Regions from separate parts of the Homo sapiens genome. Here regions 2, 3, 4, 5 and 6 are each linked to region 1. A link is a loop called in an ENCODE intact Hi-C map of the cell type or tissue named here. Cell type or tissue: GM12878. All regions are shown on one strand.

Evidence for each region. Hi-C counts contacts between places; a loop is a spot of excess contacts. Peaks named below come from ENCODE experiments on the same cell type or tissue, not always from the same donor. Only the 100,000 strongest peaks of a DNase experiment are listed, where the experiment ranks them.
Region 2: it touches region 1 in a loop (9-fold over the local background); 3 of 110 quality-filtered maps call a loop at or near these places.
Region 3: a loop joins it to region 1, with 7 times the contacts of the local background. A loop is called at or near these places in 26 of 110 quality-filtered maps.
Region 4: a loop joins it to region 1, with 8 times the contacts of the local background. A loop is called at or near these places in 7 of 110 quality-filtered maps.
Region 5: it touches region 1 in a loop (7-fold over the local background); 79 of 110 quality-filtered maps call a loop at or near these places.
Region 6: a loop joins it to region 1, with 5 times the contacts of the local background. A loop is called at or near these places in 32 of 110 quality-filtered maps.

What each region holds. Positions count from the first base shown.
Region 1 is chr6:137,092,545-137,096,544 of GRCh38, reverse strand. No RefSeq gene overlaps it. Among named protein-coding and RNA genes, the nearest start is that of IL20RA, 50 kb to the right of the region's middle. RefSeq lists enhancers at 359-498, 1,906-2,155, 2,176-2,225. In GM12878, a CTCF peak has its summit at 1,999 (motif pointing left); DNase peaks (open chromatin) are centred at 714 and 1,994; H3K4me3 peaks cover 446 bases; H3K27ac peaks cover 3,199 bases.
Region 2 is chr6:136,965,831-136,969,830 of GRCh38, reverse strand. No RefSeq gene overlaps it. Among named protein-coding and RNA genes, the nearest start is that of NHEG1, 25 kb to the left of the region's middle. In GM12878, a CTCF peak has its summit at 1,507 (motif pointing left); a DNase peak (open chromatin) is centred at 1,490.
Region 3 is chr6:137,163,723-137,167,722 of GRCh38, reverse strand. The region is part of intron 1 of IL22RA2 (interleukin 22 receptor subunit alpha 2); the gene reads left to right. Among named protein-coding and RNA genes, the nearest start is that of IL22RA2, 7.9 kb to the left of the region's middle. In GM12878, a CTCF peak has its summit at 1,510 (motif pointing right); DNase peaks (open chromatin) are centred at 1,206, 1,642 and 2,112; H3K27ac peaks cover 3,365 bases.
Region 4 is chr6:137,587,702-137,591,701 of GRCh38, reverse strand. No RefSeq gene overlaps it. Among named protein-coding and RNA genes, the nearest start is that of LINC03004, 76 kb to the left of the region's middle. RefSeq lists enhancers at 1,936-2,230, 1,953-2,580. In GM12878, CTCF peaks have their summits at 2,129 (motif pointing right) and 3,100; a DNase peak (open chromatin) is centred at 2,051; H3K4me3 peaks cover 432 bases.
Region 5 is chr6:137,640,188-137,644,187 of GRCh38, reverse strand. No RefSeq gene overlaps it. Among named protein-coding and RNA genes, the nearest start is that of LINC03004, 23 kb to the left of the region's middle. RefSeq lists an enhancer at 2,567-2,616. In GM12878, a CTCF peak has its summit at 2,494 (motif pointing right); a DNase peak (open chromatin) is centred at 2,533.
Region 6 is chr6:137,269,601-137,273,600 of GRCh38, reverse strand. No RefSeq gene overlaps it. Among named protein-coding and RNA genes, the nearest start is that of IFNGR1, 52 kb to the right of the region's middle. In GM12878, a CTCF peak has its summit at 1,831 (motif pointing left); a DNase peak (open chromatin) is centred at 1,832.

The DNA.
Region 1 (4,000 bases):
ATCTCTTCATCTCAGACCTGCCCCAAAACCCTACTTGTCTGACATAATAAACAGTTGAACCCCAGCATAATTAACCAATTTTATAAGATGGTTTTATGATCAACCTAGAATATAGATGATACAAATGTCTTCCCATGTTACAGGGTGGCAAGCCGATTTTCATCAGACATTTATGAGGAGATCATTTTCTCTGACCACTTCATTCCCAAGGCCAGGGCTGATGGGAGGTAGGGTAGGTGGTGAGGGAGACAGTGAGGAAATGGAAGTTCTATCACCAAGAAAATTTCCTGGTGAGTGTGATATCAGGCAGTGAGAGAGTTTGAGAAGCAAAGAGCAGTGGTTTGCTTTTATTTTTTGGTTTTTGTTTTGTGGTGGTGGTGTGGGGTTTGTTTTTAGTGACAGGCTTTAAATCACAAAGAAACATTTCAAAAGTAAATGACATTTAACTTGAATAACTGGACAAATGATTCTTCTAACATCATCTGAAGAGAAGCTATTTACCTTCTGATGCATTGGTGAGGGGCCATATGGTGTTGTTATGCCATTTATGCATAGGAATTCCTGTTTTCATACTGAAGTATGTACACACACACATATATACAGTGTTAGTTCTACTGCTCTCTCATCAGTGGATTTCAGAGATATTTCCATTTAGTCTCATTGAAGGTCTGGTGTGGGAGGATATGAGAGAGGAAGTCACTGGGCCCATGGGAAACTGAGTTTGGGTGCAACCTCTGAAGCCAGAAGAAGGGGAAGCCACCAGTAACCTAGTTATCTCATCCAGGCAACCAGTGATGATTTACATGCACAGCTGTCCTCAGACAGCCCTGCTGCATGGCTGACAATTACAGGATGGTTGAAACCCTGCTCTCTGTGTCTAGTAAATATTATTTCTATTGTCATGTCAAAACACTAGGCCTTTTTTCAATTATTCAGCTTTTCTTTTACAATCATCGATTGTACTGTGGAAAAAACCTCAGGAGAAAACTCTATTATATACCAGCCAGAATCCTTTAACGAGTAATTTTGCACATTTACCATAAACTTAAACTTGAATCTTACACTCTTCAGTGTTTTGGGTTGCAAACAACAGTAGATTTTCTGGCTAACCTGAATTTGTTAGAAGGATATAAATAAGCTCCCAGCGTTGTTGGGAAAACTCAGCATACTTAGGCAGAAACGAAGGTAGGCAAAGCCCCGCCAACATCCTGCAGGGACCTGCTGATCCCGGGTGCTTGCTATTACGCCACTAGCCTACACCTGACATCACAAATAATATGCAAGTGGCTGAGCCTTTGAGATGCCCAGCCACGCTTTGGTCACATGACCATGCTCCAGCAGCCAGGGGTCAAAGAGTCGAAGAAAGATCGTCCCCCTTTGACTTCCATTGCGGCGAGGGACAAGCCCTGTCCCTCACCCATCTTCAGATTCTCCCCAAACAGGAAGGATACTGGGCATCCAGAAGCACAAAATGTTTAGGGCTTGGTGGTCGGTGCTTTAACTACATTTCCTCACTTAATTATGACAACAGCCGCGTCACTCCTGTCTTAAAGATGAGAAATCAAGGCTCGAAAAAGACAAGCAATTGCCCATCATGGTGAGATCTAAGATATTGAAGCCCCATTGCACACATCACAGAAATCTTACATTATGATTAATCTCACTCAAATGTTAGGTGTCTTTGAGTGTATTTCCTTAGAAAAGTTGTGATCTGAATGTGGTAACACTCTTGACCAAAACACAGGTTTCATTAAAAAACAAAACAAAACCATTTCTTCAAACACAGCCGTGTCATAATAAGAGTCTTTAAGAATAAGTTAGTGCCTGTCTATTCCATATTACAAGCTGAAAGCATAATTTCTTTAAGCTTAGCTGTCAATTTATCTGAAAATATGGAAGGAATAACATATTCTTAGTTTACAACAAGGAATTTATGGCTTAAAGATGCTTAGAGGGGACTGTTTTTTTGCTTCTGCGTAGAACCACAGCACGCTACTGACCTCCTGTGGCCATATTTCAAGGTACTGTCTTCTATTTAAAAGGAGCTTCTTCAAAGAGAACAGCAATTGCAGGAGAGGTCCCCCGGGTGTTTGATCCTGATGTGTCATCATTGAGAAACTAGTTGTTGTTCTACTCAAATGTGGAATTACTGAGCCAGTAAGTCCAACTGTGCTCTGCCCAAAAGCTACAGTCTTGTTCCTAATAATTTGCCCAAGTCTTTGCCCACAACATAACTTCTATATTTTTAAAAAATATTCACTGAGCACCTATTGGGTTTGGGGCATCTGACAAACACTTTACCTTGTCTCATTTAATCAATGCAACAACTATATTATTGCCATTTTATAGAGAAATTGAAGTTCAAGGAAGATCAGTAATTTTTCCCAAAATCAGAGGCACAAAATGGGATTTTGATCAAAGGATTCAATCCCCTTCCCCATCTTCAAGGTCTGTAATATGGTTTGGATACATGTCTCCACCCAAATCCCATGTCAAATTGTAATCCCCAGTGTTGGAAGTGGGGCCTGGTGACAGATGATTGGACAATTGGAGCGATTTCTTGTCAGTAGTTTCGCAGCATCCCCTTGGTGCTGTTCTCATGATAGTGAGTGAGTTCTCATGAGATCTGGTCATTTAAAAGTGTGCAGCACCTCCCCACTTCCTCTCTCTTGCTGCTGCTCCAGCCATGTAAGACTCCTGCTCTCCCTTTGCCTTTTACCACAATTGGAAGCTTCCTGAGGCCTCCCCAGAAGCAAAAGCCACCATGCTTTCTGCACAGCCTTGCAGAACCATGAGCCAATTAAACCTCTTTTCTTTATAAATTGCCCAGTTTCAGATAGTTCTTGATAGTAGTGCAAGCACAGACTAAAACAGTCTTCTAACATCACCCATGAAGGCTTCCGTGACTGCTTGGCACACAGAGATATCACCTCCTCAGGACTTTAGTACTTGGCTCATACTCCTTTATATTATTATTTTTATACGTGTAGTAAAAACCTTGGTCAAAGGTCAGATGGGAGGGGTGTTAGTGTGTAAATCTAGAACAAAAAATTCTCCCAGGGTCAAAATCTGCACATGTAGTTGTGAAAAATAATGATGGCTCACATTTACCAGCTGCTAGCTGTGAGCCAGAGATGTCTCGATGTGCTTAACATGTTCTAAATGACTGAGCATGTGGCTTCAAGGCTTAGCTGGTTACAGCGGTTGTCTAGGAAATGACTGAATCTTTTTTACACCAACTCTGCAATGTGGATGTTACTAATATCCCTGGTTTATAGATGAGAAGACTGAGATGTTAAATCTGTTGTTTTCAAAGGTTGAATTGTGTCTCCACAAAATTCATATGTTAAAGTTCTAACTCCCAGTACCCCAAATGCGGCCTTATTCAAAAATATGATGGTTGCAGATGTAATTAGTTAAGATGGGGTCTTATTGGAGTAGAGTGGGCCCTTAATCCAATATGACTGGTGTCCTTCAAAAAGAATGCTATGTGAAAACACAGACACACACACACAGTGATTATACCATGTAATGGCCAGACACGGTAGCTCATGCCTGTAATCCCAGCACTTTGGGAAGCCGAGCCAGGCAGATCACTTGAGGTCAGGAGTTTGAGACCAGCCCCACTAACATGGTGAAATGCTGTCTCTACTAAAAATACAAAAATTATCCGGGCATGGTGGTGGGTGCCTATAATCCCAGCTACTCGGGAGGCTGAGGCAGGAGAATCGCTTGTACCCGGGAGGCAGAAGTTGCAGTGAGCCGAGATTGCACTACTGCACTCCAGCCTGGGCGACAGAGAGAGACCCTGTCATACACACAAAAAAGACTGGAATTATGCTGCTGCAAGCCAAAGAATGCCAAAGATTGCTGGCAAACCACGAGAAGCTTGGAGTAAGGCCTGGAACAGAGTCTCCTTGGTGGCCCTCAGAAGGAATCAACCCTATTAACATCATGGTCTGACTTGCAGCCCGCAGATCTGTGAGACGACATATTTCTG
Region 2 (4,000 bases), 130 kb after region 1:
CTCTCCTGTCTCCCTTTTCCCCAAGATGGAGCCTGGGGACTCTGCAAGGTCAAGGACACCAGGCAATCCCCAGCCAGAGACCTTGCTAGCCTCCTATTTGCTGCCACATAAAAGCAGCCTTTTCTAAGGCCAGACACCAACTCCCTCCTCCACCCCACGCGCTACACACAAACTTTCATCACCATGAATTACCTGGCAGTTATTAAGTGAGTCATATGGCACACAGAGATAGAGTATGTCAGAGGTAAACGCAGACGTTTTCCAGTGACTAGGCTGGGGCCAGCCCTCTGGGCAATTCAGGAACTCTCTGGACACCCAGTTTCTGCTTCAACACTAAACAGAGGCCACCACCTTCGTTACCCTCCTCACCCACCCTATAGCTTACAACCTGATGGGCAACCATATTTGGGTATAATCAAAGGGCTGTATCCTAGTCCTTTGTCTGTCTGTTACCAGCCAACGGCGTGACCCCAGACAAGTGTCACTCTCTCAGCCTTATTTTCTTCTTTTGTAAAATGAGGAGTGTGTTTGATGGGATTCCTAACGTCCCTTCCAAACTAGCATACTAGTTCTAGTTCTTCCGACCTGATTCTAACGACCTCTCTTCTCCATGACAACCCTTCCAACATTTAACTGTAGTGTTCAAGTCATCCCTTCCTCTGCAAACATCCCCTTCCCTTCCACACGTCCCTGTCACTCCTGGTTTCCAGATCCCTCTCTGCTCTGGTCATCCTCCTCTGGACGGGGGCCAGCTCATCAGCTCGGTTCAGATAAGGGGCACAGCAGAGCTTGCCTGGGACTTCTTCCAGAGCACCTGCTCATTGCCAGAACCAAGGCTGACTCAATTAGAACATCTGGTCACCTTCCCGTCCCCTGGCGCCTCCTCATCCTGTGGCAAAACCACTGGCTTCACAGATATAGTTAGATTTAAATTATTAGCCATTAGGAAAAGACAGAAAGGTACCCGCTGGCTAGGCATGGTGGCCCAAGCCTGTAATCCCAGCACTTTGGGAGGCTGAGGCAGGAGGATCACTTGAGCCGAGGAATTTGAGACCAGCTCGGGCAACATCATGAGAACCCCATCTCTACAAAAAAAAAAATAGAAAATTAGCCGATGTGGTGGTGCACACCTGTAGCCCCAGCTACTCAGGAGGCTGAGGTGGGAGGATCACTCGAACCTGGGAGGTTGAGGATGCAGTCAGCCAAGATGGCGCCACCGCACTCCAGCCTGGGCGACAGAGTGAGCAAGTTTTTGTTTTGGCGACCCTGCCTCAACACAAAAACAAAAGCAAAAAGTTACCCGGTAATGCATAACCTCATATTTTCCAAGGCATTCATTTAAGGAAAAAGAAAAACATGAAGAAAACTCTTTGTAATAAGTGCTGTGAGGCGCCTCAGCTCCTCAAACAGCAAGTCCCAGCGGGGAGAAAGCCATGGCTTCTGCAGTTACAGAAAAAGCACCCACTAGGCTAGGTGAGCACAGCCAAGAAGATATTGCTGCCACCGTGTGGCGACAGTTGTTATATTACCTCTGTCCAGCCCCGGAAGGACTTAGGGATGAACGGCTGAAGAAAATACGTATTGGCTGGTTTCCATAATTAGGAATCCTGAGACCGAAAATTAATGAAGACAGCACACTTGACCAAAATGTCACCAGATTGGTTCTCCTGTCTGCATTCTTCTCATCTCTCAGACCACTCACCTTCCTCCCAGCCCTCTTTAACATCGGGAACTAAATGTGCTTTGGACTAGACCTTGCGGCATGACAGTCATCCCTATGGTAGCAAGTGTGGCAGCATCTGACTGCCAATCTCCGACTCCCACCAGAGTGGGGAGTGATTTCTGAACCACAGAACCCATCTTTCTATCTCTCTCTCTCTCTCTCTTTCAGTTCTTAACCTTCTGTTACGTTCCTGGGACAGATCACATGTGTGAACCTTCTTGTCTCTTTGCCCCTACATGAAGGGGGTGTAAGCAGTGGCTAACTGAAGGGGGTGTAAGCAGTGGCTAACACCCTTTCTTGGTCATTTTGCACATCCCTTCAAGCTAGTTAGCTTAACCCCCTGGTCCCGTGCCCCAACTAACACCAATGTAGAGAAAATGTCTTTGTCCATAATCTAAGTGGAAGATGGAAATCTGACTTCCATCTCTGCAGGAAGATGAACTGCCCCCTGCCCCCTTTTTAATAGTATTATGGCCACAGATTGCTGTCCTGTGTGATCTCCACCAAGAACTCTACCTGGAGATCTCCAGGCTGGATGGTGGCTCCAAGGAGGCACAGTCATGGCATAGTGGCTCTAGGGGTGCACACCACAGCTTCCTATGGTAGGTCCCTCCAGATTCGGACCCTATGTGCCTGTGCCTGTGTCTATGCCGGTCAGCAGCATCATCTTCTTCCCTCACAGATGTGTCCCTTTTCCTTCTGCATGCCCCACTGCAGGGAAGTAGAAGGTTGGAGGACCAATGTACAGGAGCAGGGGTGACTATGTGTATCTGATCTAGTGTAATCCCTGGGTGTGGTTCTAGGAAGTTTGTCAACCTTAAACTAATTTACTTCCCTATCACTAATTCACGAGTTCTATTGACTGAACAAAAAGTGCAAAAAAAGAAGGTAGTGAATTCATCAATCATAGAAAAGGGCTATATTAAGCTTACTGTACAGCTCAAACTGATATTTACCTAAGCACCTTCCCCAGACAGCTATAAAAATAACTGTTGCCATCACAAAGAGAAAGAAAACGACCTAACTGTTCTGGTTAAAAGGTGATGAGGGGCCAGGTGTGGTGGCTCGCGACTGTAATTCCAGCACTTTGAGAAGCGGAGATAGGCAGATCACCTGAGGTCAGGAGTTCAAGACCAGCCTAGCCAACAAGGTGAAACCCCCATCTCTACTAAAAATACAAAAATTAATTGGGCGTGTGGCACATGCCTGTTGTCCCAGCTACTTGGGAGACGGAGGCAGAAGAATTGCTTGAACCTGGGAGGCAGAGCTTGCAGTGAGCTGAGATTGCGCCACTGCACTCCAGCCTGGGCAACAGAGTGAGACTCTGTCTCAAAAAAAAAAAAAAAGAAAAGGAAAGAAAAGAAGAAACAAGGTGATGAGGAGAAATCATCTAGAGAAGGGAAAGAGATGGAAACATAAACAAAATGAAACATACTAAATATTCACTACATGATCTGGAGCAGAGGATAGAATCACCTGCACATCACAAACCTGTACTTTCTGAGGAGAAGGATTTACAAACTAACCCATTCCCAAGTGAGGCTGCTTAGCCACATGCAAGATGTAGCGTCATGGGAATTCATCCGGGCAGTCGCCTCCCAGGTCTTGTGAGCGCCACCATCCTGTTCTGGTCCCTCGTGTGCAGTGAGGCACAGATAGATATATGAAATTTCTAGAATAAGATCTGGAAAGAGCCACATCAAATGGTGACAGTGGTTACCTTGGGGAATGGAGGTGGGGAAAATAAGAATAGAGAGAGATAATTAATGGGAACATTAACCTATTACATCTTTTTTTGTTTGCAAACAGAATGTATTCATTTATCACTTGTGTGATTTTTTTAAACACATTAAAGATATTACAAAATCCAGTAGAAGGAGTATGGACGTAAGTTGTACTACTTGGCCTACCTGGGCCCCAGCTCTGTCTATATCTTACTGGTGGGTCTAGCTTTGGGCAAGACACTAAAATTCTTGAGCCTCCATTTCCTCATCTGTAAAATGAAGGCATTAATATGTAACTCACAGGGTTGCTGTATTGATTGAGATTATAATAGCAACTGAAATACAGTTGGTCCTTAATAAATGCTTAAGAAAAGAGAGATCGTGGTTGGACACGGTGGCTCATGCCTGTAATCCCAGCACTTTGCGATGCCGAGGGAGGTGGATCTCCTGAGGTTGGGAGTTCGAGACCAGCCTGACAAACATGGTGAAACCCTGTCTCTACTAACAATACAAAATTAGCTGGGCATGATGGCACATGCCTGTAATCCCAGCT
Region 3 (4,000 bases), 71 kb before region 1:
GTCCACTGGTCCTGGGTGGTGGCTGCTTCTGGTTTCAGCCGGCTATGATGAACCCAAGGTATGATACCTGCAACTTTAACAGCAGTGGGAGTAGACAAGATCACAATATGGGGACTATCCCATAAAGGCCCTAAAGTGGTTGGGTTCCATTGTTTGACCCAGACAGAGTCTCCAGGTTAGAAGGGTTGTACTGCATCTGTGAGGCTAACAGGTATTCTTTCTCTTACCCATCCTTGCATTTCCTGCGAGACCTCACCTAAGGCTTGCATTTGCCTTCTTAAGGTTAATTCCCCAATTTTTTAAATCCCCGTTTATCTGAGTTATGATCAGGGTGTCGGCCAAACACTATCTTATAGGGTGAATACCCAGTTAATTTAGTAGGGGTGCACCTGACTCAGAGAAGGACCATGGGCAGCACCTGATCCCATCTTAGATGAGTTTCATGGCAAAACTTTTTTAACGGCTGTTTGAGTGTCCGGTTTATTCTTTCAACTTTCCAGAACTCTATGGGTGATAAGCTGTATGCAGTTTTCATTTGATTTTTAACCTCTGTGTTAGCTGTTGTACTATTTCTGCCACAAATGCTGGGCCATTGTCTGATCCTAAAGTTAGAGGCAGTCGAAATCTAGGAATAATGTCCTTTAGTAAGATTCTGGTTACTTCCCGAGCTTTCTTTGTCCTGGTGGGAAATGCCTCAACCCACCCTGAGAAAGTGCAGACAAACACTAGCATGCACCGGTAGCCTCCGGTTCGAGGCAGCTCAGTAAAGCCCACATGCAGGTTTTCACAGGGTGTAGCTCCAGTTTCTTGAATCCCTGGGGGCCATGTTGGCCCCTGCTGTGGATTGTTTGGGGCACAAGTTAAACATTACTCATAAATGGCTCGAGTGATGGCAGTTAGGCTCAGCAATAGAAATGCCATCCTACAAGAGTCTCTAATGCAGTTTTTCCCATATGTGTTCCTTGATGAAACTGTTTTATGAACCAGGGGCTATTGCTTCTGGGATAGCTGGCGAGCCTCCCATTTGAGAACTTCCACCAACTTCCTTTCTGGTAACTTCCACTTTCCTGCTCAAACCAAGCCTTTTCATTAGAGGAGTAGTTAGGGGGTTCTGTAAGAGGAAGCTCCAATAAGGGCATGGTAAGGGTTTCCTCTTCCTTCTTAGTTATCGCTGTCATTGCAGCTCTTTTGGCTTCTCTTTCTGCCTTTCTGTTTTCTCTGGCCTTGTCATGTCCTCCTGTTTGATGCCCTTTGCAATGGATGACTGCTACTTCTTTTGGAGCCCATACAGCTTCTAAGAGCTGCTCTATTTCCTTTTTATTTTTGATTTCCTTTCCTTCAGTAGTTAACAATCCTCTTTCCTTATATATGGCTCCATGGGCATGCAAAGTGGCAAAGGCATACCTTGAGTCAGTATAGATGTTTACCGACTTTCTTTGGCCAAAAGCAACACCCTAGTGACAGCTATTATCTCAGCTCTTTGGGCTAAAGTTCCGGCCGGCAGAGGGCAGGTTTCAGCTGCTGAATTCAGTGTTACCACTGCATATCCAGCCCAACTGATAAACCTTTAGATATGAAGCTGCTTCCATCAGCAAAGTATTTAACATGTGGGTCTTTTAAGGGCTAGTCCTTTAAGTCTTTTCAGCTTGAGAAAACTTCATCCACAGTTTCCACACAACAGTGATACCCTGGGCCACACAATGGGGGCTTTCCATGCTCCGCCCATTCTATCAGCAGCAGTGTGGCCGGATTTAGAGTATTCATAGTCTCCAAGGTTAGGTAGGGGATTTCACACAAAAGCCCTTGATATCTTAACATTCTAGGGTTAGAAAGCCAGCAATGTCCCCTCTGCTCCATCAGAGTGACAACCGTGTGGGGCACCCAAATTATTACCATTCCTCTGTTGTTGGGACAGTAAGGGTCTTTATCATGGCTTTTCTTTGACCTAGATTTAGAGTCATGTGCCCTTCTGGTATAAAGGAGATTTGTGCTTGCAATTTCTGGAGGAAATCTCTTCCTAACAAGGGCACCGGAAAATTTGGCATTCATTCTTCTAGTGTCCCATCTGCTTGCATCTCACACATTGATCTCCCTTAAGCCTAAGTTGGCCCTCTTGTCCTGGCTTAGCTTCCTGGTTTTACCTAGTTTGTCCTCTATCATGACCGCAACCACGACCACATCCTCTCACAAAACCAGTTTCTCTTCCAACTAAGGCCACCGCCAGCAAGTCTGCCTTTTCCTTAGCTCTGCATCTAGCTTTTCTCTTGGCCTCCTCCTTCTGATTTACAAACACCTTAGTAGCCACCTGGATAAGCTGGGTAATATTCACACCTTCAAACCCTTCTAACTTCCGATGTCTTCTTGCACCTGGCTTACAAATGCCACATTAACCATACACTGATTACCCGCAGCCTCTGGGTCAAGTGGCATGTAAAGCTGGTAAGCCTCGCACAGCCTCTCATAAAATTCACCGGGACTTTTATCTGGCTTCTGGCGAACCTCTGAGACCTTTCCGATATTGGTGGCCTTTTTCTCTCCAGCGTTTATTCCATTTAGGAGTGCCTCTCAATACTGCTGCAAACTTGTAGCCCTTGAGCCTGGTTAGGGTCCCAGCCTGGGTCAGCCTCTATCAGGAGTGCTTGTTGTGTATACTGCCTGATATCTCCTGTGCTTGAAGATGCATTTTTCTCCAGCCACTGGAGAGCAGCTTGTATAACTCTACGGTGCTCTTCCATATTAAATAATGACAGAAAAAAATGTTTACAATCAACCCAGGTAGGATTGTGAGTTAGGAAAATGGACTGCATTAGATCTATAAGAGCCTGAGGCTTCTCTCTATAGGAGGGAGTATGTTGTCTCCAATTTAAGAGATCAGTAGTAGAGAAGGGCTGATAAAAGAAGAGCTGTTCTCCCCCTTGGACTTCATTCTGTGCATTCAAATAAATTTGTCCCCATGTTTCTCAGAGTGGCATCTGCATTGCTTGGGCACGGACCGACCTAAGGCGGCCGACCTCATCACCCTGGAGTTCCTCCCTTGGCTTTTCAGTCAAGGGCTCTGGCTCCTCTCTGCGTGGTGTTGCCTGAGGGGTGCTTCCTTCTGAGTCTGAGTCTCCGGAGGCAGCCGGGGCAGCCTTCTGTCTAAGCTTTGCCAGAGGTGGATAAATTGGTGCATAGTGGGGTGGAATTTCTAACTCTTCAGGCGGGGCCTGTAGGACAGGTTTTTACTGCTTTTCCTGTGACTTTTCTTTTTCTGATGCCTTGCAGTTTCTTTCTATTGTTCCTGGTTTTGTCTTGGCCGTTAGAGTCTTACAGTAGATCTCAAAGTAGGCCTGCAGCCACTTAGGGAGGGTCTGAATTATACTTAGCCAGGAGTCAATATACGGAAACTGATCCAGGTGCCCGGGCTGTTCTCCAAGCCTGGTGACCACCCGAAACACTCGGCCAATTATCTCCCTGTCTATTGTCCCCTTGGCTGGCCACCCTACATTAAAAGATGGCTATTTTATCTCAAAAAAGTTCTCAGTTTCTGTGAAGTTAGCTTAACCCCATAGTCACCATTAAAACTTTTTTTAAAGTTTTTCAGCACGCACTCCAGTGGAATAGGCTTTGACGCTTTTCCTCCTGTTTCCTCCCTTGTGATGCACTTTCACTCTCACTTTCACTCTTGGATCCACCAGACTGGGTCCTATTACAGGAGGTTCGGACACTGCTTAGCCAGGAGCATGCCTTAATTCCTGTCACAGCTAGCTGCAGCTGTGGAGCTGGTCCTCTGGGCCGTATGCAGTGTCCTAGGTCTGGTTTTTCCCACACTCGCCTGGGAGCACACAGTCCACGCTAAGAGATCTGTGCCTCCCCACATCAACCCCGCCTTGGTCTCTCCCGAGACCATCTCTTTTACACACTTTCACACACCTCCCCCATCCCCAAAATGGTTTTCCTTTCTGACCGACTCATGAGCCCCACTTACGTCTGGTGTCAATTAGGGTGTGAGTTTCATCTG
Region 4 (4,000 bases), 500 kb before region 1:
TGCATTATGGCCAAGCACATGGTCAGTTTTGGAGAATGTTCTGTGCACAGATGAGAAAATGTATATCATGTGGTTGTTGGAAAGAATGATCTGTAAATGTCTATTAGGTTCTTTTGGTCTAGAGTCTAGTCTAAGTCCAGAGTTTCTTTGTTGATCTTCTGCTTTGATGAACTGCTTAGTGTTGTCAGCGGGGTGTCAAAGTTCCTCACTATTATTGTATTGTTGTCACTCTGTTTTCTTAGGTTTAGCAGTTTCTTAGATCTAGTAGTATGAATCTGGGTGCTCTGGTGTTGGGTGCATATATATTTAAGACAGTTAAATTTCTTGTTATATTGAACCCTTTATCATTATATAATGCTTTTCTTTTTTTGGTCTTTTTGTACTGTCATTGGTTTAAAGTCTGTTTTATCTGATATAAGAATGGCTACTCCTGCTCGGTTTTGTTTTCTATTCACATATGTCTTTTTTTCATTCCTTTATTTTGAGTCTGCAGGTGCCTTTAGCTATTAGGTTGGTCTCTTGTAGGCACCAGATGGTTGGGTTTTGTTTTGCCAGCTATGTCTTTTAAGAGGTGTATTCAGGCCATTTACATTCAAGGTTAGTATTGACATGTGAGGTTTTGTTCTTGTTAGAATTTTGTTAGCTAGTTGCCTTGGAGTCTCAATTGTATAATTGCTGTATAGGTTCTGTGAGCTTTCTACTTACATGTACTTTTATGATGACTAGTATTGTCCTTTCATTTCCATGTTTAGAACTCCTTTGAGCATTTCTTGTAGGACTGGTCTAGTGGTAATAAACTCCCTTAGCATTTGCTTGTCTAGGAAAGACTATTTCTCTTTAATTTATGAAGCTTAGTTTGGCAGGATATAAAATTCTTGGCTGACTTTTTTTTTTCTTTAATGAGGTGAAAAATAAATAGGCCCCCAATCTCTTCTTTCACAAGGCTTATGCTGAGAAGTCTGATGTTAGTCTCATGGGATTTCCTTTATAGGTGATTTGATGCTTCTTTCTAACTACTTTTAAGATTGCTCTTACACTTTGACCTTGGATAGTCTGATGATGATATGCCTTGGTGATGTTTATCTTGTAGAATATCTTCCTGATGTTCTCTAAATTTCTTGTATCTGGATGTCTATGTCTCCAGGGAAATTTTTCTGAATTATCCCTCAAATACTTTTCCCAAATTTCTTACTTTTTCTTCTTCTCCCTCAGGAATGCCTATAAATTACAGGTCTGGTCACCATATGGAACCACATATTTCTCAAACGTGTTTTTCATTAAAAAAATTCTTTGTTTTTGTCTGACTGGGTTAATTTGGAAGATCAGTCTTCAAGCTCTGAAATTCTTTATTTTGTTTCATGTAGTCTCTTGTTAAAGCTTTAAATTGTGTTTTGAAAATTCCTTCAGTGAATTTTTTATTTCCTGAAGGGTTTTTTCTCCTTTGTTTTTTTTTTTTGTTTTTTTTTTTTTTTTTGTATTTAAAATACATCTATCTTGTCTTTCCTATCCTGAATTGTTTTCCCGATTTCTTTGTGTTGGTTTTCAACTTTCTCTTGGATCTCATTGAGCTTCCTTACAATTCATACTTTGAATTCTTTATCTGTCATTTCAAAGTTTTCATTTTGGTTAGGATCCATTGCTACAGACCTAGTGTGGTCCTTTGAGGGTGTCACAAAATTCTGTTTCTTCATGCTGGTTTCTTGTGCTAGTTCTTCTCATCCGTGGAAGCTGCCACTTTTTATTTTTGAAGTTACTCTTTTGGAGTGGGATTTTTTCTTCTCTCCTTGAGGGTGTTACAGCTGTGTGTGTTGGGTAGGATTTGTTTCTGCATGCTTTTAGGGGCCCAAGGCTCCTTACGAATTCCTTGGTTATAGATAGCCTTAGTGTGGTTTTCTCAAATGGTAGTTATTTGTAGGTTGTAGTAGTGGAGTACTGTACATGTGGTCAGGCTGTCTGTCACCTACAGAGATGAGTAAGTTGAGGTCTGGGGAAGCTTATCTCCTTCCTTAGCACTGTGCACATCTGTTAGCAGGAAGTATATTGGGTTGTGCAGTTCACCCTACAGGCCAGTAGATAGCACTTGCGGGCAAAAGCCTGCTGACTGCTATACAATGATGTCAGTAGTTGTGAAACACTGTGCAGTTTGACCTCCTTGCCAGTAGGTGGCAACTGCAGATAAGAGGCAGTTACAGTGACGGCAGTGGAATTTTTACTTGACCTTTGTTAACGGGGTATGTGTCCCTGGTAATGGGCAGGGCATGGGGCTTTCAGGGATCCCATCTCACGTTCTGCTACCAAAGTGGCTATAGGGAGCAAAGCTGGGTAGGGCCTGGGTCAGCTGAACCCAGAACCAGGCTCTTAAGGCAGGTACAAGTGCTGACCTTAGCAGGGGTCTAGGGGAAGCTTTCAGGCCCCTACCCTGCCCCCACAGAGCCAGCTCAGGGGACCAGGGGCTGCCAGGGATTTTCAGCCTAGAAGGCGGCTGCAGGCCTGCACAGCTCTCACACACTGATTTGCTCTCCCTGCAGCAAATGGCTAGGGCAACAGGCTTGACTGGTTAGTCTAGTCCCAAGCTATCTGTGCCCAGATTGCCAAACCGTTCCTGGCGTTCAGGTCTGCTAGAACCCGTGGAGTAGAAACTGCCACTAAGAGACCCCACCCTTTCCTGTCTGGCCTCATGAAGGGAGGGACGCCCAGCTCCCCACACCATCACACTAACCCACTTCACACTCTTCTCTGTGTTCTGACAGTTGAGTTTCCTCCCCAACTCAAGGTCAGGCCACAGATCTCATCTCCCTACCCCTGGGCAGTGTGCTCCAGTCCTGGAGAACTGGACCCAGGCCAGCAGATTTATCCTTTGGCCCCTTGGGATCAAGCACCAGCTGTGATACAGAGGTGGACTACTCCCAGGTTACCAAGAAACCACTCAGGCTGGGCGATGGTGGCTATGCATTGGGCTTCCCCTGCAAGAATGGCCAGGCAGGCAGTCTTGGGAGGGACCAGCAGGCATGAGGGCATGTGGTTCGGATGCACACATGGCAGCGGGGCCTGTCTTGGGTGCATGAGCATGCGTGGACTTTGCTCTCTCCTGCAGGCAGATAGCAGAAACTGCAGCTGCTTAGGGAAGGATGCAGAGCTTTGTTGGGGATGGGGGAAGGTGGTTCCCAGAGTCACACTTTGCTGCAGCTGCCCAGCACACTGAAGCATTTTGGGATCCACTCAGGTTTAAGCAGTGCCTGTATGTATTCTCCACACAGCTCTCCCTACCATTCTGAAGGTCTGCTTGGGGGTCATGAGAAGTCTTCTAGCTAGGATCTCAAAGGTCCACCATGGGAATATGGTGCTCTGGGGTTCCTTTACTCACCCTTTCTTTGGGTCTGATCTAGGGGCCAGTCCTTGTCTTAGTTACACAGCAGATAACCTGCTTCATGAAAGCTTACCACTTTTCCATTGATGCATAGTTAGCATTTACCAACAAACCATCTCAGGTGTTTGCTGGGTTGTGTATCTAACCCTCTAATTTCAATACTTTAAACACATTTTGCTTTGATGAAATACAAGTGCTTTAATTTCTCAAACATGCTACTTGTCTTTCTTCTTATACATTTTTAAAGGCATGTGGAACAATTTTTGTCATTTCCAACGACAATCTACTTTTGAGACATTCTAATGTCTACTCTAAGCACACATTGTACAACATGAGTTCCTACTGGTGTTCATACTATTATAATTCTATGGAATTCTATGATCAAATATACTTGTACATGCTGTTATAGCCAGATTGATACCAGCTGGACTCTACAATTGAATCAAGATAACTAGGGAGTCAGTTCTGGTGCCCAGGGTAAGCAAGCAATATGAGCAGCCCCACTTATAGAATATTTCATAATGTCACCTTAATTTAGTTGTTTGTTCAACAAATATTATTGAATTGTCTATTATGGAGTAGGCACTGTGCTAGACACTGGGGAAACAGAGGTAATTAAGTACATGTTATGTA
Region 5 (4,000 bases), 550 kb before region 1:
GTCATTTACTTTATTTTTGGAGATAATATCTTTTCTCTCTCTTTTTTTTCTTCAATTTTTATTTTAAGTTCCTGGGTACATGTGCAGGATGTGCAGGTTTGTTACATAGGTAAACGTGTGCCATGGTGGTTTGTTGCACAGATCAACCCATCACCTAGGTATTAAGCCCAGCATCCATTAGCTATTCTTTCTGATGCTCTCCCTCCCTGCAAAGCCCTCTGACAGACCCTGGTGTTTGTTTTTCCCCGCCATGTGTCCATGTGTTCTCAGCATTCAGCTACCACTCATAAGTGAGAACATGCAGTGTTGGTTTGCTGAGGATAATGGCTTCCACCTCCATCCATGTCCCTGCAAAGGACATGATGTCATTCCTTTTTATGGCTGCATAGTATTCAGTGGTATATATGTACCACATTTTCTTTATCCAGTCTATCATTGATGGGCATTTGGGTTGATTCCAGGTCTTTACTATTGTGAATAGTGCTGCAATAAACCTACGCATGCATGTATCTTTATAATAGAATGATTTATATTCCTTTGGGTATATACCCAGTAATGGGATTGCTGGGTCAAATGATACTTCTGGTTCCAGGTCTGAGAAATCATCACACAGTCTTCCACAATGGTTGAACTAATTTACACTCCCACCAACAATGTAAAATGTTCCTTTTTCTCCACAACCTCACCGGCATCTGTTGTTTCTGTATATTTTTAATAATCACCATTCTGACTGGCGTGAGATGGTATCTCATTGTGGTGGTTTTGATTTGCATTTCTCTAATGATCAGTGATGTTGATCTTTTTTCATGTTTGTTGGCCGCATGAATGTCTTCTTTTGAGAAATGTCTGTTCATGGTCTTTGCTCACTTTTTAATGAGGTTGTAAATTTGTTTAAGTTCCTTGTAGACTCTGGATATTAGACCTTTGTCAGATGGATTGATTGCAAAAATTTTCTCCTCTTCTGTACGTTGTCTGTTCACTCTGATGATAGCTTCTGTTGCTGTGCTGAAGCTATTTAGTTTATTTAGATCTCATTTGTCAATTTTTGCTTTTGTTGCAATTGCTTTTGGCGTTTTCATCATGAAATCTTTGCCCCTGCCTATGTCCTGAATGGTATTGCCTAGATTTTCTTCTAGAATTTTATAGTTTTGGGTTTTGCATTTAAGTCTTTCATCCATCTTGAGTTAATTTTTGTATAATTTTGTTATTTTTGTATTAATGGAGGTTTTATTATTTTTATTTTGAAGATATAAGACCTATTTAAAGACTATATACTGTCATTAGATAGATTATTCCTATGCTTTAAAAACATAGAATTACAGGGCTTTCTGGATTTTTAATCCAATATTCTGCCCTTTGCTAATAATATACAAAAAAATTCCTCAGGAAAGTGTCATTTTCTATATTATTCTAAGAAGTTTTTGGGAAGGAAACAAAGAATATTTTCTAGATTCATATATCTTTAAAATTTTTTAATGTTTAAAAGTGAAGTCTTTTTAATACAATTGCACTTCACCTGGCATTATAACACCTAGTATCTTTTGTTAAGTTGTCTTTTTGTAAAATCTAGAAATAATCATCATAGTTCATATGAGTATGGCATCTTAGAGTTTTCCAAATGCCTTCACATAAAATATTTCATTTGATCTTTCTATCATTTCTAGTGAGGAAGATAGGGTAGGTATTTCTACAGCCACATCTGGATGAAGGAACTAAGGCTGAGGGTTGAAATGACTTGTCCTAGATCCTGATCACCTAATTAGTGAGTGGCAGAGCCTGGACATGACTGCACATCACTTGCTAACAAAACAAACCACCACCACCAAAAGCCTTAAGTAGAACTAGAAAGTAAGCAAAAACAAAAACATCTTACTAAAATATCAAATATCATGACCACCTTCTTTTTTTTTTTTTTTTTTTTTTTTGAGACGGAGTCTCGCATTGCTGCCCGGCTGGAGTGCAGTGGTGCAATCTCGGCTCACCGCAACCTCCGCCTCCTGGGTTCAAGAGATTCTCCTGCCTCAGCCTCCAGAGTAGCTGCGATTACAGGTGCCCACCACCATGCCCAGATAATTTTTTGTATTTTTAGTAGAGACGGGGTTTCACCATGTTGGCCAGGCTGGTCTCAAACTCCTGACCTCGTGATTCTCCTGCCTTGGCCTCCCAAAGTGCTGAGATTTCAGATGTGAGCCACCTTGCCCGGCCCAGGACCACATTTTATTCAAGATATTATAACAAGCTTTCCACCAAAAAATAAATAAATAAATAAAATGGAAAGACAATGTTAAGAATTTTGAATTTTATAGATATTTTCAAGTGCTTGGAATTACCAAAAGCATAGAGAGTAGAGCCAAATAGTTTTTAAAATTTGAAATGATTAGATTATTAATATTGGAAGGATTTTGTGTCCCATTTATTATCATTCTTTCTCTGCCTGCTGGAATGTGTTTTGTGCTGCAATCCGAGTGAAGTTTTAAGATCTACCCAGAGGCCAGGAGAGGGCAGTGTGAGCTCACAAAATAGAAGCCATACTTAACACACTGCTCGGCCCTGGCACTGCCTGGGTGTCATCTCATATTCCAATGTTCGCAACGATAGCAAAAAAAAAGTCAACACAATAAACTCCAAAGGAAGGAAGGAAGGAAAGAAGGGAGGAAAAATTATAAACCCTCACTATTGAATGAAGATAACATGAAAGAGTAGGAAGAAAATATTTTCAAATACTTGTTGGATATGGACTCTATGCTAAGTGCTACAATGAAAGAGACAAAATCCCTATGGTGAAGGAGAGACATGAAGAAACCAAACTCTGTTTTCAACTGGTCACATTCTTTGTGGCCTCGTTTGTTAATAAAATAAATACTTACTATCAGATGTCATACAAGGACTCATCTGGTCCCCAAATCCTGCAGGGCTTAGATGGCAGTGGCCTGGTGCAAAGGAAAATTTAAGCCCCCAGGTTGAAAGAGAATGGCAAACATGCCAGTGTTCATGCATACCCGATATAGTACATACCTATGAACAATACATTTCCATTGTTCGTTCTGTCAAGGGCTAGAAGAAAATATGCTCATGAATCTAGAGAAAAATTTTATTAAAAATGATCTTATTATTAACTGCAGTATTTTCTATTCCTATAATCCTACCATTCAACTTAGTTCATGTCCCCAGCATCTACTGAGGACCCTCTACGCTGAGCAGGGGAATATGGCAGAGCCTGTGGGAGGCACAGGAGCAGGGGAGGCAGTGGGATGAAATGTCCAAAGGTGGTGACAAAGTTGTATAAGTTATATAATAAAAGGAATACATAAAATGTCCAGCAAAAAAAGACATTGCTTCTGCCTTAGGGTGTTGGAGAATTGAGGAGTGATCGAGATGGACCTTATGGGATTTTGATGGCGGCAGAAGGTGGGATAGAGATTTGACAAGTATGAGGGGAATTTCAGGTAGAGGAAACACAGAGGTGGAGGTGTGGGGTATGTTTGGCGTGATAGTGAGAATCCATCTCCAATGCCCAGAGGACAAGGCATGGGATAGGGAGAGAATGGAGAAGGAGTGGCGTTCCGGTGGGGAAGGGACAAAGGGAATAGAGAGAAGAGGGATGTGGCACCTGGAGAGCCTTGAATGCCGCGTTAATGAATTTGGACTACACGTTCATGGGCTTACTGTTTATCCTCCAACAAGTCCCCAAAAGACTGGGAATGCATTCTGTAAACCAAGGGGAGATGGGATATTGCAGAGCAGATATGTCTAGGTTTTATGTGCATGCATATGTGTATGTGTTTTGTGTGTGACTATGCAGATCTGATCTCGTGGCTAGGTGGCTGCATCCACGAGCACGTAGCTCTCTGACAAAGATAATGAGAATGGCGATAGCTAATTAGAATATTAGTGTCATAGATACTGTGAGCAAGCAGACAAGAGGCAGCTTTGTTCCAAGAGAGCCCTTTATTAGGAGTTGGCGGCATTGGCGAGATTGCCATGCACAGCAGCACCAATG
Region 6 (4,000 bases), 180 kb before region 1:
GCACAAAATAATAAAATGTAAAAGTAAATCTTTAATTGGATAGAAATAATTTTGACAAGAGGTTTCATTCTTAATTTATAATAAAAAGCTCTAAATGGGAAAATGTTAATTGCTATATATATATTTTTTGAGATGGAGTCTAACTCTGTCGCCCAGGCTGGAGTGCAGTGGTGTGATCTTGGCTCACTGCAACCTCCACCTCCCTGGTTCAAGCAATTCCCCTGCCTCAGCCTCCCGAGTAGCTGGGATTACAGGCATCTGCCACCACACCCGGTTGATTTTGTATTTTTGGTAGAGAAGGGGTTTCACCATGTTGGCCAGGATGGTCTGGGACTCCTGACCTCAGGCAATCCGCCCACCTCGGCTTCCCAAAGTGCTGGGATTACAGGCATGAGCCACCATGCCCGGCCGCAATAAATATATTTTTAAATGACCAAACTCACTAATAAAGAAAAATGCAATAAAAACACAATAAGGTATGATTTATAATCTGTATAATTGGCAAAATATGCTTTAATTGTTAATTCTCAACTAAAACAGGCACTTATCTGTTATTTGTAAGACTGTAAATTGATCTTAATTTTAGGAAAGGAAATTGACAATTATCTCAAAAATTTCATAGTTCTTAAGTAATTCTGCTTCTAAAGAAATACCATAATTAGACATAGGTTGACAAAGAAAAAATGAAAAATATAGACTTCGATTTGTTGAAGCAGATAGAAACTAATCTTACTGAGTATAGATTACTATTCTGACTTTAATGAAAGTAAATAATTCGACATTGAAAACTTTCTTATCAGCAGTTTACATTTGAGATTACAACATAAACTCAAATAGTTCAGGTAATTAATGTAAGATGAATCTTTTATTTGAATTATCAACAGTTATCTCAATTTATTTGCCTCACCTTCTATTGCAACCCTGATCATTGCTGATTTAGGGAACTGAGAAATGACTCGCATTATTCCTTTTACTGTTGGGCATTTCCTAGGTTTCACAATCCCTGGATAGGAAAAATTATAGGCTGAGAGAGAGAAAAAGAGAGAGAGAGAGAAAAAAAATGCCCTTGAAATCCAAACATGTTAAGCATATTATTTATAATGGAACATAAGCAAAAGGTAGAATTTTTAAAAACTGACAACCTTGCAACACCAGCAATTTCCTCTCCCTGATACATTTAAAGTTTTAATGAAAAAATAAACCACTTTTTCCAATGTTACGATGTAAACATAACATCATTCTGTATTAAAATTTATTTCATCTCTTTTTTTCAAGGAGGAGAAATAATGTCATTTTTCTTTGCAGAATAATTCTGAATTTTTCATGAGGGACTTAAAAATCTGTCAAGAAGATTATTAAATTAATAATGTAATAAATAATTTCACACTAAAGAAACAATTTAGCTCTAAACATCATACCATTTTGACAACGATCACCATTATCTGGGATTATATTGAACAAATTTCGTTCTTTTCTCCTAAATATGCCAAATCTTACAATGTTATACAATGACTAAAAAATTTTTTTCAATTCTGTATTCCACTACTCTTATAGGGAATAGTCTATACATGTTGATTTGAAAACTGAATTTTTCAACTTAAGCACTGGAAAAATGATACCTGTGAAAATATTAATTCTATTGGAGTTGTTTATATTCTTTTAGGTAGAACAGGATTACGTATTATCTTTTTTAAGAGAGTACTGTACTTTTAACAAAAATAAATAACAGATCAATAAAATTTTCTAATTTTCTCCTGGTTTTAAACCTAGGATATAGAGGCTTAAATGCCCAAAATAGGTTGCTATGTTGCATTGACATCTAGTGGATTATGGCAGCTATTACAAGGGTGAAGACAGCTCGCTTAGAACAATGCTAAAGCTGAAAGACGACTTAAAAGGTCACCTCTTGTCCAATCCAACATTTGGAAACTGAGGCAAAGAGAAAGTAAATTTGTCTGAAATAATTCAAGCATTATAAAGACATGTAAAGTAAATATAGTATTGCTTATGGTAAATAGAAACTCAATTTTAGGAGCAGAAAACAAATAGAAATACAGACTACAACACAAATTCAAATAGTTCAGGTAATTAATGCAAGATGAATCTTTTGTTTGAATTACCAACAGTTACTTCAATTTAATTGCTTCACCTTCTATTGCAACCCTCATCATTGCTGATTTAGGGAACTGAAAAATGACTAGCATTATTCATTTTGGGCATAGAAGATACAGTATTTTCCTCTTTTCTTACATGAAAGTTAGCATTATAGCATGCACAAAACTTATCTTGCTTTTTCCATTTAAGAATATGCATAAGTACACACATACATGTTTATATTTTCAAAATGAGATACTGGAAATTTAAATTAAATGTATTTGAAAGTGATTACGTGCACGGGGAGAGAGAGAATGGGGGAAGGGTTAGTGATGGAAGCAAGACTTTTCTGAATGGTGTGTTACATACGACTTCAGAATCATATAAACCTTTTACATTTGGAATCTTACAAATGTTCTATATTTTCTTTTTTAACTTTTATTTTTAAGCTCAGGGGTACATGTGCAGGTTTGTTATATAGGTAAACTTGTGTTATGGGGTTTTGTTGGACAGATTATTTCATCATCCAGGTATTAAGCCTAGTACCCATTAGTTTCCTGATTCTCTCCCTCCTCCCACCTTCCCCCCTCTGATAGGCCCCAGTGTGTGTTGTTCCCTTCTATGTGCCTGTTTTACACTTTCAAAAAATAAAATTAATCTAAAAAGAAAACAATCAATTCCCAACATAAAAATAAACTGAAATTAACACATTAATGGAATATCATGAAGGTGGTAACATGACCTTACAGAAGAAAGAATTATATCTGGTTACCTTTATGTTAGCTATAAAGTCTTAGTAGGATTAATGACAAAAAGAACTGTAACATTGTTTTAACTTCACTGAGTAATTTTCATTTGGATTTTATATTTTTTAACTAGTTTATACACATTATAGGACAAAGCAAATAGGTAACTATATTAATGTTGGTAGGAATCAAGATTTTCCGTGTAAGAGAAAAGGAAGACAAGAAAAAAAATTAAAGAACTTAAGTAGAAACCTTATATTGTTAATCTGAATTAAAAATATTACTATGTCCAACCCCACTAGAAACAAGAAAGAAATTACTATAAACTCTGAAAACACTTTTTTATTTAAAAAAACATGTATTTCTTAGCTCTGTTGACTGAAATGTTTAGAAGCACTGACAGCCCAATAGCAATGAGCACCCATATCACCTAGATTATGTCTCTAAACTCACTTCTCATTGAAAAGAATTAGGGCTCCCCAGAGAAATAGCTGATTTTAAGTCTAGGGCAAAGCTGATTTTAAGCCTGGGACAGCTTGCAATTGGGCCACTGGAGATTTCAGCACCCCAGCATTTTTTAGTATCTGAAATAATGAGAATTCTGATTAGGCCCTTGCTTGCTTGCAAATGTTAACCACTTGCTTTTTGCCCAAAATTCCTTGTTCCCACAATGTAATTATAAACTATAGATGTACCGTTCCTGTGCCAAGCAGCAGGAGATAACTCCAGTGTCACAAAAAAAGTTTGCAGAAAGAATGAATGCCTAGAGGGATGTCGTGACCAGCTGCTGATGCCAAGAAGTCTGGTTGCTCAAGGTGTTATCTCAGACTGAAGAAACAGACTTTTTTCCCCTAGATTTCCTGTAACTCCCCATCCTTTACTCTCCAGCCAAATAAAAACTCCCCGCCTCTTCTTTTTGTTAAGGTAGATTGGAGAGATTTTTGCCCTCCCACCTCATTTTGGGCAAATCAGATAAACCCTTCTCTATCTCCAAGCACCTTTGTGTCAGGGTTTGGCCTCAGCTGCATGCTGGGTACACGAGCCTGAATTTGGGGTTCTATGACATGCTTATGCCAGAAAGCAAGGAAAATACCAGCAGAACACACAGATCCACTTGAAGGTTTTCCGTTGTCAAATGTGACATCTGAGGATGTGAAAAC